2 separate regions of the Homo sapiens genome follow, and region 1 is linked to region 2. The links are chromatin contacts, found by Hi-C or POLR2A ChIA-PET in ENCODE. All regions are on one chromosome and are shown on one strand. The core of a region is the stretch at or near the end of the contact, and the rest is flanking DNA. Distances in the headings are between cores, read along the strand shown.

What was found. A loop is a pair of places that touch in the nucleus more often than their neighbours do. ChIA-PET counts read pairs that join two places held with the same protein, here RNA polymerase II (POLR2A). Pooled maps may share reads with other maps.
Region 1: a loop to region 2 is called in a map of gastrocnemius medialis, with 2.7 times the contacts of the local background. The contact joins two enhancer-like sites. A Hi-C loop is called at or near these places in 21 of 168 maps with a recorded cell type or tissue (CD14-positive monocyte, OCI-LY7, Right ventricle myocardium superior and 12 more) and 13 of 50 pooled maps. POLR2A ChIA-PET finds 5 or more read pairs at or near these places in 18 of 52 experiments (AG04449, B cell, BJ and 14 more).

What each region holds. Positions count from the first base shown.
Region 1 is chr1:234,995,958-234,998,919 of GRCh38, reverse strand. No RefSeq gene overlaps it. Among named protein-coding and RNA genes, the nearest start is that of LINC03108, 17 kb to the right of the region's middle. RefSeq lists an enhancer at 1-983. Within about 2 kb of position 1,469, at least 33 of the 41 ENCODE cell types and tissues checked have a DNase peak (open chromatin) inside an H3K27ac peak, as active enhancers do; they include HCT116, adrenal gland, endothelial cell of umbilical vein and 6 more, where a contact is called at or near this core.
Region 2 is chr1:234,598,368-234,601,067 of GRCh38, reverse strand. No RefSeq gene overlaps it. Among named protein-coding and RNA genes, the nearest start is that of IRF2BP2, 10 kb to the left of the region's middle. RefSeq lists silencers at 167-216, 617-1,146 and enhancers at 690-1,203, 1,204-1,717. Within about 2 kb of position 1,252, at least 40 of the 41 ENCODE cell types and tissues checked have a DNase peak (open chromatin) inside an H3K27ac peak, as active enhancers do; they include HCT116, adrenal gland, endothelial cell of umbilical vein and 6 more, where a contact is called at or near this core.

The DNA of each region.
Region 1 (2,962 bases), core at 220-2,719, 400 kb before region 2:
AAGAGCAAGACTTCATCTCAAAAACAAAAACAAAAACAAAAACAAAAACAAAACAAAAATAGAACTGATGATATGAAAGGCAGATGGCAGAGCTGAAAGATCCAACCCCTAGAGGAAGAACAGAGGCCCAAAGGAGAAGACCGGGGGTGGGATCCAGGCGGTGCTACTGTTACTATTTCTCATGGCAAGTCTCTTGACCTTATGACTACAGGTGAGCCTCCGCGACTCTTCCAACTCCCAGAGCAGCCTGAGGATCAAAGGTGCCTGTTAGTAGCCACTCCTTTAGGGCGGGCGGGGGCCAGGAAGAAGCCGTGACTCACAGGTACTGCCTGCTGGAGGGCTCTTTCTCTGCAGCAAATTGCTCTGGTGGAGAATTATAGGTGTGGAAGAGACTAACCTTAAAGGCTACAACTTTATAGGGTGTGAATAAAGGCTGACGCATGGTGCTTCCTAACAAAATAAGGGGAAGCTCCAGCTCCTGACCTCATCCAGAGAGGTCTTGACTTGTTCAGCGGGGCTTGGGTTGCTGGCGTTGCCTGGGATGCAGGCGGCACAATACCAGAGACCTAGGAGCAAATGAGAAACCCAGGCGCCAGGCCAGGAGAACAGGGCCTCGTCTTTCGGAAGATCTGGATACGTGCAGGCTCTGCACTTTCTTTGCTTTGAGACAACTGACTCCTGCAATTCCAATCACACAGGGACAACTGGGGAGGGACAGCTGTGTCCTTGCTATTTCAGGCATGTTGAGAACGTCCAGAAGGAAAATAATCTCTCATTCTCTCATGTTCCCCCACCCCAAAACATACACAAACCTATCGGGGCTGTGAGCCTCTCTGGCAAGATCTCTGGAGGTATCTGTACTCTGCCTTGTTTTATTGGCATTGATGACACGTCTTCCTGGCAAACCTGTATCATTCATTACAGCAGAACATAGGTTCTAGTGTCGTTACTGGAAGAAAATGATTCCTCCCTTCATTGCTCTAGTCTGCTGGACACAGTGTGGGGACTGATTGAAGAGACAGAAACCCCCGAGAAACAGGCCCCAGTTTCAGGCCAGAGCTGCAGGGTTGGGTCTCTCGGCTCATTGTGCAGGAGGAAGAGGAAGAGGGGGGAGAAGGCAGCCATCTGGTTTCCTTGGAAATCACACGGGAAGGTTAGAAGATGGGAGTCCAGGAGATGGAGTGTGGAAGTTTCTGCACCCAGTTCCGAAGCCCAGACTGTGAAGGGAATAGTTATGTTTCTTCTGGAAGCAGCCAGCACACAGTCCCAGAAGGAATCAGAACTGCTGTACAGATTTTTCCTGAAGGGGAGGACTGCCTGCCGCTAACGTCAGCAAGGAGAGACTACCTTGTTCCTCTGAAACCGAGTCAGCTTGCGGAGCTGAGTCAGAGGGAATGTTGTTGCTCACCCTGGAGCAGGGCCAGGATGTGAGGGCTGGACTTTGCTAAAAATAAGCCATTCATGTTTGGACATCATGCTCTGTCTCCTCGGATCCCTGGCATCTGGCGCTGTGCCATGTCCCGTGGCGCCCTGTGGTGTCCTGTGGGTTGAAGCCAGGGGCTGACTCAGGACCAGGATGTTCTCTGGACTCTTTTTCTGCTGGGTTGGGTGCAGCGGAGGCAATGCTTGGTGATGAGTTTTCGCCATCGCAGCTCTGGACCATGCCAAGGGCAGAGGCTGTAGTGGGAGACAGAGCTGGAAGAAGTTGCTGCTCAGGCGGGGGCCCACCCAAGGATGTCACTGGGGTCTGTTCCTCTGAGGGGCTGTCTTTCCTGGCCCTTTGTTGCCCCAACACCCCAGAAGCCAAGATATTTCCCTGACACAGCCCTTCCTAAAGCTGACACCTTTCACCAGCTATTAGGGAGTGGAGGAAGTGAGCAACTGTTTCTCCCAATAAAAAGAACTTTAAGGTGTACTCATTATTTAAAAATCAAACACAAAAAGAAAATATAAGGAAGAAAAAACACCGTCTATTATCTTCCTTCTCCCATAACTTTCTAGAGGAAAGATACATAGTTTTCAATGCACATTTTTGTATGCACGTTCAGGTGAATACATTTTGCTTTGATAAAAATGGGATTGTGTTAACATTTTCCAACTAATTTTCTTACTTTTTAAGAGATCATGGGCTTTTCGTAGCCATAATTACAGACTTACAGGATCGTTTAATAGCTTCATTTAGAGGAAGCATAATTTAACCTAGGCGTCGACAAACTTTTCCTGTAAATGGCCAGATAGTAAATATTTTTGGTTTTGTGGGTCAGATGGTCATTGCTGCAAACACTCAACTCTGTTATTGTAGCTCCAAATTGGTCAAAGACGTAAATGACCAGGTGTGGCTATGTTCCAATAAAACTTTATTCACAAAATAGGTCCTAGACTGGGTTTTGGCCCACTGGCCCACTTGCAGACCTGTGATTTAAACTGTCACCTACTGATGGGCATTTAAGAAGTTTCCAATGTTTTGCTATTAAAAACTGAGCCGAGATGGCGCCATTGCACTCCAGCCTGGGCGATAAAGCAAGACTCCGTCTCAAAACAACACAAAACAAAAAAACAGCACATAAATATGCCTTTGCGTGTATATGTATATGAGCAGGTGTATATTTGTATATATGCATATGTATACATACACACATAGTATATACATATATATGATTTATATATAAACAGGATTAATACACAGATATATGGTGTATATCTATGTGTGTGCGTATATATATACATATATACATATATATATACCTATATATACCCATATACCTATATACACATATATATACCTATATATACCCATATACCTATATATACACATATATACCTATATATACACATATACCTATATATACACATATACCTATATATACACATATACCTATATATACACATATACCTATATATACACGTATACCTATATATACATATACCTATATATACATATATCTCTATATATACATATATA
Region 2 (2,700 bases), core at 3-2,502:
CAAACAGCAGTTCAATTAGCTTTTCTGGTGATAAAAGATAAAGATTTATTGTACCCCATATACAATTGAAATCAGAATTTCACAGGAGGGTCACAGTCATTAGAGAAGTTTTGGAATACTATTCTCCTAATAAGCACCATATGGGTTGTTGCTGTTATAATTTAACACCTACTAAGCAGGCATCTCATTCTAGGCTTTGAACAGCTGAGAGGCTAGCTCCTACCTTTTGTGCAGCTTAAAGTCAAAGCCACAGGTAGGAAATGTCACTTTGCTTGGTTCAAGACACGTATTGACAAGAGTTAACCACGAGTTTGTTTCCTTCCAGTTTATCTTACAAACCACAGTAAAATTCTGACATAGGAACACAGTCCGAAGTCCAAAGTGCTTTCGCACAATAAGTTCATTATGCCCAGCGTGCAATTCATGCATCAAGGGGGCCGCCGGACCCCATTATCTTTATACAAATCAAGAGGCCAGTTGGAACAAGGAGGCTGGTCAGAATGGTCAAATTGTAGTTTTTCCCTTTCTTTTTTAAAAAATTTATTTTTTCACTTTGTATCGTTGTTCAGAATGGCACTTTTTAAAAGGAAGAAAGCCTCCAGCCCTGCCAAGCTCTGTTTACTCCACGGGAAGGAAAGGGGAGGAGGCTCCCTCACTCTCCAACAGCCTGGAGCCCACAAGGAGCCCTTGCTGCGGTTTCCAAGGCGGCCCCCTGACTTGCGCCGCGCCTCTATTCTAGAACTTTTCCCGGGCTGGAGCAGCGCAGTCTCCGCGCGCCCGGCTCTGCGCACGTGGAGCCGCGCGACCCCGGGCGGGGCGGGGCGGGGCGGGGCGGAACGGAACGGAACGGGACGGGACGGGACGGGGCGGGGCGCGGGCCCGGAAACGGGAAACGGCCCGGTGCGCCCCGCCCCTCCGCTCCGCCGCCCAGTCCTGGCCCCGAGCGCCAGGCCAAGCCAGCGCGCCAGCTGCCGGGCTATAATTAGAGGGACCGCAGCCCGGGCCCGGCCACCTCCTCGCGCCCCCCGCCCGCGTTCCCGGGGAAGAATGTGCGAGTGCGCGCGAGGGCCCGAGTGCGCCGCCGCCGGCGCGCTCTCTGGAGCAGAGACCGCGTGGTGAACCAAATAAAGTAAAAGGTCTGGCTCCTGCTGGGCGAGGCCGAGCGAGGAACGTGCGCGCCAGAGCAGGGGTGTGGCGAGCCCTCGGTGGCCCAGAAAAGATCAAACGCGCGTCAGCAGCAGCCGTGGCTGCCGCCTGCAAGGGTCCCTGACGCGGGCCGGGCTGTACAGGGTGGATTTTCTAAGTTGGAGATGGCGCATGACAAGAGCTGCCCCAAATCAAATGTCACTCCCTTTTTGGAAATCATGATGCTGCTTTTTTTTTTTTTTTTTGGCTGCAGCTATAATAAGCCAAATGTTCCGTGCTGGTGAAGTAAACACGCGTGTTTAAGAAGCATCTGTGTTAGCACTAATGGATGGTGCATGCTAATAAAAATGTATTTATTAAGCAAACCTCAGGACATGCCCCTATGGGAACTGCCCAGAGTACTGTTAACAACTGACTGCCTGAAAATGAGTTTACTTTCTATCAAGAAACTTTTATTTAAATTTGAAGAAAAAAGTTTTTCTTTGATCATAGCATTGTTGTGCACCTGAGGTTCTACCCAATTAGTTAACTGCTAATTTTTATTAATTATTCCCTTTAATACTCTGCAGTATTTTCTCAAAAAATGAACAGCATGACCCCTGTCACTTTAAAAAACTGACATTAAACTATTTCTCCATCACCAGCCTTGGAGTTGGGGGGGCAGGGTGCTGGCTACCAGAAGTAGCAACTAGATTGTGGAATAAGTATTGTGTAATAGTTTTAGTGATTGTTTAAAAGTGAATGAACCGGTGAATGGATAGGAGGCTAGAAAAAAAAAAAAAAGCCTTGCTTCAGGCTTGTGAATTCCTAGACACAACCCTACCCAAAGACTTCCTTCACCAACATATTTTTCTTTCTAGATAATAGGCACAAAAACCATTTAGAAGTTTGAGATGGAAATCATGCAATGCACTCTGCTCTTTATATATGTTACTGAGGAATCTGGAAGCTTTTCCGGGTTGAAATGCAATTCCTAGGAAATTATTCTTGCTCTTTTCCTGTGGCTGTTTTTAACACAGCAGCAATGCAATTTCAGTGGCTCTGCTCCTTCACAAAGACCTTTGAGAGGGAACTATGCTGAGAGATGCAAATTCAAGGTTTTCTGAAAACACCTCAGAATTGTCCAGTTCTGCCCCCAGATAAAACCACTAGAATAAAGGTCAGGAAATCTCCAGATGTTCTTGGGACTTGCGCAGTCATCTCAGGTAATTCAATTAGCTTTTGTGTCTGTTTTGCAATTATTAAAAAAAAATATAGGCCAGGCACAGTGGCTCACGCCTGTAATCCCAGGACTTTGGGAGGCCGAGGCGGGTGGATCACCTGAGGTCAGGAGTTTGAGATCAGCCTGGCCAACATGGTGAAACCCTGTCTCTACTATATATACAAAAATTAGCTGGGCGCCGTGGTGCATGCCTGTAATCCCAGCTACTTGGGAGGCTGAGGCAGGAGAATCACTTGAACCTGGGAAGCGAAGGTTGCAATGAGCCGAGATCGCCACACTGCACTCCATCCTGGGCGACAAAGTGAGACTCTGTCTTAAAAAAAAAAAAAAAA